Regions from separate parts of the Homo sapiens genome. Here region 2 is linked to region 1. Evidence: read pairs that join two places in POLR2A ChIA-PET (ENCODE). Cell type or tissue: OCI-LY7. All regions are shown on one strand. Region 1 overlaps UTS2B (urotensin 2B). Region 2 overlaps CCDC50 (coiled-coil domain containing 50).

What was found. Peaks named below come from ENCODE experiments on the same cell type or tissue, not always from the same donor. Only the 100,000 strongest peaks of a DNase experiment are listed, where the experiment ranks them.
Region 2: POLR2A ChIA-PET joins it to region 1 with 22 read pairs; 3 of 35 experiments call an interaction of 5 or more read pairs at or near these places.

What each region holds. Positions count from the first base shown.
Region 1 is chr3:191,289,072-191,294,071 of GRCh38, reverse strand. All of the region lies in intron 4 of UTS2B (urotensin 2B), which reads left to right. Among named protein-coding and RNA genes, the nearest start is that of CCDC50, 38 kb to the left of the region's middle. In OCI-LY7, no CTCF peak of the experiment used is centred here; no DNase peak of the experiment used is centred here; H3K4me3 peaks cover 1,278 bases; H3K27ac peaks cover 613 bases.
Region 2 is chr3:191,346,555-191,351,554 of GRCh38, reverse strand. All of the region lies in intron 1 of CCDC50 (coiled-coil domain containing 50), which reads right to left. Among named protein-coding and RNA genes, the nearest start is that of UTS2B, 19 kb to the right of the region's middle. In OCI-LY7, no CTCF peak of the experiment used is centred here; no DNase peak of the experiment used is centred here.

The DNA of each region.
Region 1 (5,000 bases):
CAATGGCGCGATCTTGGCTCACCGCAACCTCCCCCTCCCAGGTTCAAGCGATTCTCCAGCCTCAGCCACCCGAGTAGCTGGGATTACAGGCGTGTGTCACCACGCCCGGCTAATTTTGTATTTTTAGTAGAGACAGGGTTTCTCCATGTTGGTCAGGCTGGTCTTGAACTCCTGACCTCAGGAGATCCGCCCCGACTCCCCCACCCCCGGCTTCTCAAAGTGCTGGGATTACAGGCGTGAGCCACTGCACCAGGCCCTCACTTCTACTTAGGCATCTTTCATGTTCTCAACCACTATTGAAGATACTGCTTGAAAATAGACTAAACTTCCACATTATAGCATGTTTATGTTTGAAAATTCCTGCTGCCATGCTCATCCACTAGATCAAAGCCCCTTCTGGATGAAATGTCTGTATATCTCATGGCTCTTCTTAATAAAGATGAGACAGAATATTTACAGATTTAAAAAATATAATCAAATTTCAAGTTTGGGGATATTACTGCCAACTTTACAGAGACAAAATAGTTACAAAGGAATATTATGAATAATTGAATGCCAACAATTAGAAACCTATATGGAATGGATAAATTCTTAGAAAGACAAAAATTAGCAAATCCAAATTAAGAAGAAATAGAATTGATCTATAGAAGTAAAAAGGTTGAATCAGTATTTCAAGATAACTTCCCACAATAAAACAACAGATGAATTCACTATTGAATTCTACCAGATGTTTAAGGAAGAATTAACACTAATCCTTTACAAACTCTTCAAAAACTTAAAAGAGAAGAGACCATTTTCAATTCATTCTACAAGGCCAGTATTGCCCTGATATCAAAACTGGACAATGACATATATAAAATAAAACTACAGAGCATCTCTTATAAATATAGATGCAAAAGTTGCTAATAAAATACTAGTAAACAGTCCAGCAACATATAAAAAGTAACACACAACATCACCAAATAAGATTTATCCTGGAATACAAGGTTTATTTAACAAACAAAAATTAATCAATGTTATACAACATATTAACAGAATAAAGGATGAGAACTTTATTCTTTTTTTTTTTAAGACGAGGTCTTTCTCTGTTGCCCAGGCTGGAGCGCAGTGTGCGATACCTGCTCACTGCACCTTCTGCCTCCTGGGGGAATTTTATTCTATAGTCGTCTCAATAGAGGGGAAAAGGCATTTGACAAAATGTAATAGCATTTCATAATAAAAACACTCAACAAACTAGAAACTGAAGGGAACTTCCTCAATCTGGTAAAGGGCAGCTACAAAAAAATCCAGAATTAACATCATCCTTAACAGTAAAAGTTGAAAGCTTTACCCTCTAAGCTCAAGAAAAAGACAAAGAGGTCCACTTTCACCACTTTTATTCAACATTGTACTGGAGGTTCTAACCAGGACAATTAGGTAGGAAAAAGAAATAAAAGATACCCAAATTGAAAAGGAAAGAGTAAAACTGTCTCTATTTGTTGACATGATCTTCTATGTACAAAATCCTAAGGAATCTATGAAAAAATAAATAAACAGAGCTAATAAATGGGTTCAGCAAGATTGCAAAATATAAGATCAATATGCAAAAATCAATTATACAAAATCAATCAATACAAAGATCAATATGCAAAAATCAATTATAGGACAATTTCATGTCCTAGCAAAGAACAACGCAAAAAATAAAATTAAGAAAGTAATTCCACTTGAAATAGCATCAAAAATATAACATATTTAGGAGTAAATTGAACCAAAGAAGCATAAGACTTGTTCACTGAAAATTACAAAACAACATTGAAAGAAATTAAAGACCTAATTAATTATAAAGATATTCTGTGTTCACAGATCCAGGCATAACATTTTTAAGATGGAAAAATTCTCCAAATTAATTCACAAATTTAGTGCAACCTCTACCAAAATCTTAGCTTCCCTCCTGCAACCTCTTTTTTTTTTTTCAGAAATTGGCAAGCTGATCCTACAATGTATATGGAAATGCAAGGGATACAGAGAAATCAAAACAGCTTTTCACAATAGACCATTAGAAGTCTCACACTTTCCAATTTCAAGGCTTACTACAAAGCTACATTAATAAACAATATTTTACTTGTATAAGAATGGACAAATTGGTCAATGGAATAAAATTTATAGTTCAGAAATAAAACCATACATCTATGACAAGCTACCAAGACCATTCATGGGGGAAAGAATTATCTTCTAAACAAATGTGGTGAGACAACTAGATATCCACATGCGAAAATAAATAAATAAATAAAGGTGAAACCCAACCTCACACCATATATAAAACTTTACTTAAAGTAGATCAGGCCGGGCGCGGTGGCTCACGCATGTAATCCCAGCACTTTGAGAGGCTGAGGTGGGTGGATCACGAGGTCAGGAGATGGAGGCCATCTTGGTGAACGTGGTGAAACCTTGTCTCCACTAAAAATACAAATAATTGGCCAGGTGTGGTGGTGGGCGCCTGTAGTCCCAGCTACTCAGGAGGCTGAGGCAGGAGAATGGCATGAACCCAGGTGGTGGAGCTTGCAGTGAGCCGAGATGGCGCCACTGCACTCCAGCCTGGGTGACAGAGTGAGACTCTGTCTCAAAAAAAAAGAAAGTGGTTCAAAGACCTAAATTTTAGAGTTTCACTATAGAACTCTTAGATAATAATATAGGCATAAATCTTTGTGACTTTCAAGTAGCTAATAGTTTCTTATAGTACTCAAAAACAAGAAACACAAGAAAAAATAGATACATTGGACTTTTTTCAAATAAAACCCTTTGTTCTTCAAAAGACATGATCAAGAAAGTGAAACTACCCTCAGATTGTGAAAAAATGTTTTCAAATTATGTATCTGATAAGGAACTAGAATCCAGAATACAATGAACTCTTACAACTTAACAATAAAAATACTCAATTTTTAAAAAGGGCCAAGTATTTGAACAGATGTTTCTACTTTATTTCAACAAATTCAGGCCATTGTTAACTCTTTTAAATGAAAAAAAGAACTCCAAGCACCGTCTTGTCAGGATGTCAGAAACTCTACTTTTGCTTCCTTCCTTCCGCTATTTTTTTCATTTAACTACATGTAAGGAATTCTACCAAGAATTAATAGTCAGAGAGAAGTAAAAATAAAATTGTTCAATTTTCTTACTACAAAAAAAGTAATAAGGCCAAGAGCTTACTGGAGTCTGAAAGTAATTATTCAAATCAGTTTGAGTCACCATACAAACACTTATCTGTGCTTTTCTTGTCACTCATCGTGAGAAATAGTCAGATGCAAGTGAATCTTAAAGCTATCTGTTCCCTGTAAATTATAACTTGACGAAGCCTTCATTGACAAAATGGAAATGCCATTTATATCCTGTAATTGATACATAGACTGAGTTATTAAAGTATTGCTATTGAAAATACAAAGTTCAAATGTTTCTAAGTTTTCTTTAAAATGGGGGTCTCTGTTATTGGAGCAATCATTTTCTATCTCTGTGTTTCCCCAATTGTGATATGTGGGCAAGAGATCATGTGGGTTAAGCATGTAGCTCTGCGTTGGGTAGATCTGGGTTTCACTTTTGGTTCCAAAACTGTCTTCTTTTACTGTAAAAGATGAAAAATTATAGTTGTGCAATTGTTGAGGGATTGCTATGGAAATTAAATGAGGTACTATTTGTGAGGTGCTTAGTACAGGGCCTGGCATGTGATGATTGCTCAATAAATGGCAACAATAATATTGCTATATACTATAAATGTGTATAACAAGAACTCCTCAAACAAATATTCTAACTTCATTTATCCATCCAATACAATCGATAGTAAACATCTGCTTTTATTTGAATGATTTGGTTATGCACTCATGACAAGAATTTAGTATTTTATTAAGGAGAGAGAGAGATAAAAGATTTAATTAAAGATCTTTGCAGACTTTTCCCCAAAGTGGATGGAAATGGTCATGAAACAGGGACTTCTTTGTCTATGTCTCTTTTTAAAAATCAATTCATTAAAAATTTGACAAAATTCTGTACATCTATTGTGTACAACATGATGTATTGAAATATGTATACATTATGTTATGACTAAATTGAAGAAATTAGCATATGATTCCTTCACATACAACATTTTTGTGTGGTGAGAACACTTAAAATTTACTTCTTTAGTGATTTTCAACAATAAAATACATTGTTATTAATGATATCACTAGGCTGTACAGATTTCTGAAACTTAACTTCTGCTATCTAACTGATATTTTGTGTCTTTTAAACATCTCTTACACATTCTCCCTTCCCCACAACCCAAGCTCCTGGTAACTACCATTTTCCTCTCTGCTTCTAATAGTTCACATTTTCTTAGATTCCACATAAAAGTGAAATTATGACAAATAAAAATATTTGTCCTTCTGTGTCTGTTTTATTTTATTGAACATAATATCCTTCAAGCTTATATATTTTATCACAAATGAGAGGATTTTCTTCTTTTAAATGACTGAAGACATTTCAATTGTGCATATATACCACATTTTCTTTACGTTTTCATCCCATCATAGACATAGCTTGATTCAATATCACGGCCATTGGGAATAATGCCGTGATGAATATGTTAGAGCACTGAACATATTAATTTCGTTTGTTTTTTATTTATTTATTTATTTATTTATTTATTTATTTATTTATTGAGATGGAGTCTTGGTCTGTTGCCCAGGCCGGAGTGCAGTGGCGCAATCTCCACTCACTGCAAGCTCTGTCTCCCAGGTTTACGCCATTCTCCTGCCTCAGCCTCCCGAGCACCTGGGCCTACAGGCGCCTGCCACCATGCCTGGCTAATTTTTTATATTTTTAGTAGAGATGGGGTTTCACCATGTTAGCCAGGATGGTCTCGATCTCCTGACTTCGTGATCCACCCACCTCGGTCTCCCAAAGTGCTGGGATTACAGGCGTGAGCCACTGCGCCTGGCTGATTTCTTTTAGATATATAAACAGTAGTGGGAATGCTGGATCATCTGGTAGTTCTA
Region 2 (5,000 bases), 57 kb before region 1:
CCAGACACAGCCCACTCCCCAATTCCCTACCAATAACTGTAGGAGCATTCTATGAACTTTGAAGCAGAACTACTTGTTCTCCTTCTACAGGTAACACCCTTGTCTGCCCTCCCCTTGGCAATCAGTAGAAAAATAGAGACAAAATTTGTATATTTTAATAATTCAACACTTTAAAAGGAAACTGATCAACATTGATTTGAATGTCTCTTAAAATTCCAGCCCAAATGACATCAAATTTGGAGGCCTAAAACAGCCTTTAAAAAATTCTTTTCTTAGTCATTAACAGTACTAGATTAAGATCTCCTCAGCTTTCACCAACAAAGAAATAAGTAAACTCTGAGCATTTTTCATAAAACGTATTTCAGATTGTTATTTTAAAAAGCTCATTTACAGCAAGTTTCTCTCCTTCTCACTCAGAAACAAAATATTCTTTTTAAAGACTGTTTCAAAGAGGTGATTCAGATTTACAAGTGATGGGGTAAGAGTCTTTAGAATCCCCTTATCTTTTTCTCAGGGACAAAGAGAAGTGCCCCCTCCCAACCCCTGCCACATCCCCCACATACACACATACCCCTAAAGGGCAGCAGGAATTTTGTTTACTCTTCCACTAAAGGAACACAGTCTCAAATTTTGGCCAAGAATCAGGAACTTAACTTGTATTTATACTGGCAATGCCGGTGAGAAAAAAACTTAGTGGGGGACATTTTGCTAAACTAACTCTGCTCAAAAGTTTAAAAGCTCTGCACAAGATTAACCAAATCTAAACAGTGAACAGCACTCCTGCTATCAAGAACTCCTTCTTTCACCTCAGTCAAGTATGCAGAATGAGTACCTATCTATCACCCCATTTCAACCAAAGCCAGAATTTTCTGATTCCATGAACGGCTACACGTTCCTTTCACACATTATCCAAATAATGTGCACATTCCCAGTGCTTTCCCAACTAATTCTACATAAACTAAAAAGGAAGTGAAAAAAAAGCCATTTCCTTTCCGTTGTTCTTTTACCTACATCCTAAGACTTTCGGAAATTACAATTGCCATGATTCATCTTTAAAAGCTTCCATCCACATAAAAATGCCTGGATTAATACCACATTAACTAGAGGCTATTTCTTTCACCTGTGTCTGTTTTCCCTTTTATAGAATGGTAGAATTTTGTGAATTATTCTTTTTATGTAAATGCTATGAGTAGCAGAGGGACTATATACTCTGCTTTGAAAGCAGGGATTATGCTTGCTTTCCTTTGTTCTGTATACATGAAAACATCTACTATGAACAAGAAAGATATTCAAGAGATACATTTTGTCTTGTGAAAGTTTGGTAATAACAGACAGCCACAACTGAAATTTATACAGCACTTCATAAATTACAATGCACTTTCACATTTATTCCTCCTAACCATCTGAGGATAAAGGCTTTATCAACATCCCCATTTTACTTATGAGGAAACTAAGGCTCAAGAGAAATAAAACGGCTTGAATAAGACTACCCAACAAATAAAACAAATGAACTGGAAATCAAATCCACCTCTTCTTGCCCCAGATATTTCTGCTTAGAGTATCAGGAAAAAAAAAGGGAGGGGGGGGGTATTATTAAATACTAGTTAAAATAAGATAAATGGGCATTAAGTTCTTTAAAATCAAGGATAAAAGTAATTTTTAGTAAAGATGGTACATGTATTCAGAAAGTGGTTTCCATGTCCCCCAAAATGCAAATAAAAATGAGACCTAGTTTACTTTGCCTCACTGTCTCCCAAGAATAGACTTCTAGCAATCACAGTCGGCCTATATTTACACCTGAAAAAACAGGAATAAAAAGTTTCTTAATTGTATAAATTTAAGGGTTTCAAGTGCAGCTTAGTTATATGGATATACTGTCTAGTAGTGAAGTCTGGGCTTTTACCGTAATCACCACCTGAATAATGTACACTGTACTTCATTAAGTACCTTCTCATCTCTCACCCTCTTCCCACCACCCCATCCTTCCGATTCTTTCACAGTGTTTCCTAAGTGACCTACAGGAAACCCTAGGTAGTGACTACAGTGAAAAATTCTAAGGGAAATCTCTCTTTGGGACCTACCACTTGCCCTCATCTCTCTAACCCTCTTTTCAACATCCACAAGTTTCCCTCCATTTGGGAAGAGAAGATATTGTTCAATTTTAGACTCATGTGTCTAAGATATATTAATGACACTTTGAAATAATAAACGTATTTTGTAAAACTTTTACGCTACCCTACAAAAGAAATGTCTCCCTAATCTGTTAGAGTTTCTTCTCTTTATTAAAAGTTCTAATAAAATTACCACAGTAAAAGAGAAATGGGATTCAGAGAAACTGAATAGATCTTATCCTAATGAAAAATCCTCTACATTCTCAACCCCAGCAATCTTTATATAGAGATCAACAAAATGACATCAATATCACTACCGCCAATATCATTAGCAAAACCAACCCCCTCCTCCACCCCCATCAGCAGGGCAAGTAGGGAGCTTAGAGATGCTTGGCTATAGACAGCAGACACGCTCTTATGCTCACTCAAATACCCCAATTATGAGCCCCATAAAAGCAAACTTAGTTCTGAGTTGCTGATCACTGATAGCTAAAATTTCTCACTTTCAGGCTCAAGGCTGAAAACAAAAGAACACTTAAGTAATACGTGAGCAATTCATTTACTACAGAACAAAGGGTAACACAAACTTTTGATCCTTCTCCATTTTTTAGTGTTCTAAAATTTTCATGCCATTGAAATTAACAAAATCTAAACACAGTATGACAGTGGGAGGGTAGTGGCATCTAATTTTGGCTGAAGCTAAGCAAATAATCTACATAGGTGTTCCATCTTCATTTATTTTGTTACTAGTCAAAGCAATCAATGGCAGGGCTACTTTTCTAATTAAGTCTCCAAATTCCCTGTTCTTTCCAATATGCCATGATATTCCACCTGTCTGGGAGATAGATGATCCTTCTAAACAGAGATCCATAATACAATTAAATCAGATGCACTGTCTTGTAGTTATTATCCTTAGTATAATAATCCCACTACTAGACTGTCCACAAAGTCGACACAGAATTTTTGCAATTTCTTTGTGAAAGACAAACATTTTCACTCTACACCTTATACAGATGACTAAGGAACCAAGCAATATTTACCAATATTTCATCTGTTTAGAGATTCTTATGGTTATTGGTTTTGGTCTCTGTTTTTGGTTGCTTGGTTGTTGTGAGAATGAAACACAGAGAATGGGAGAGGCTTGCAAATGGGAAAGAAGCTTAGTCACCATTATTACACAGATGATGGTGGGGGAATCTCTGTGTTCCATCTGCCCAAAGCACCCAACCACCCCTCTACCATCTAGAAAATTCACAATCAACCTACAAGACCCCCATTCAAATGTCACCTATGTAGCTGACTCACAAACATACAGCAGACTCATCTATCATTTTCTTTCAGTGCTTTCATAGCACGTAGTTTACAGGATAGAACTGTAGCACTAATTATATCATTAAAAATTTTTACTCATGTTTCCCCAGCATATATTCTAGATCCTGAAAGGCAAGAAAAATATTATGGATCATTTTATCTCCAACATTTATCCCAGTGCCCAGGATAGTGACTTTCAAATAAATGCTTGTGAAAAAGATGGATCCTGAGAACAATGACGACTAGTGCACAGGACATAACACGAAATGTTGAATTTTTCCACCCACATCCATCCAGCATATTCATTCATCCACATCCTCCAGCTTATCTGAAACAAGGCTATGGAGCTACATGTCTATCAATACTACCTCAAACAACAGTAAATTCCTTCACCTGGAATTTCAGCTTTATTATAATGAAAGGATATGTTGCCTAATAGGATCCTAGAATACCTAGAAAAGTGATATATACAGGCAGGTGGTCAATTCTTGGTTTCTTTGGGCCACAATTAAACAGATCACTCAACTTACAAAGAAATGATGGCTGAGATTTGTAATAATATGCCCAAGATCGCATAGTTAAATGAGTGGCACTGTTAAGATTAGAGCTCAGAATCAAGAAAAATGTGTGTATACATACGGATGTATTTGTTCAGCTAAACAATGCAACGGGGTGCTTAGGATTTATGTGGCATTTAAAGCAGATAAAGCAGTATGTGCTGAGGTGCTAGCAGGAATTTGCACAATCTGGAGCTAGTCTCCAGAATTACTGGTTTGAGAAAACTGCCCCACATCCTTAGAACTCCCCTGTAGTTGCAAACTGCCAAATCATCCCAAGAATTACAAAATGTTAATAAATTAAGTATAAGGTGAATGGAAAAACACAACTCAAGGTTGATATCCAAAAAATAAGAAGAAAGGAGAAAAACCTTCAGAAATTCTAGTAACAGAAAGACATTTTCCGGGTTAATTATCCTGCAATAAACATCACAGATAGAAAGCTGCCTTTTTCACAAAAAGTTTTACAAACACCAGAATAGCATAACTCAGGATCCTCTGCAAACTTCTTACAAATATCTGACCTGCTAAAGTCACCTTATTGGTTAGAGCACCAAACTGTCAAGAGTATCAAGAATCTGTAATCCTATTTCCAATAATAATGGTCCTAAATGGCAGACTGGGCTTCCTAGTTTCCTCAAATACTTCTAAATTTCAGTCACTGTTCATAAAAAGATGCTGATCTATCACTTTATTAAAATTATAGATACACTATCAAAAAGGGTTTTAATCGTTGTCAAATTCAGCCTTATCTTGTCCAAGCAATCATCTGGACTCCTTTTAAATGTTTCAGCCACCGGAAACTCCCTTTATTTTAAAACACAGCCCATTTTTCCAATAACCAGAGGTAAAACTGTCTTCAAAAGGACAAAATCTGCCAACCTATAGTGATTATCCACTGGTCCTAGTTCCAGCCTCAAAGCACTCACATTCTCCAGAGTGTATGTAGGTGTTTTGTAGAAACAACTGACATTCTGAGGTCTGTTATTTTTATACACCCTATGGATAATCATCCATGTAG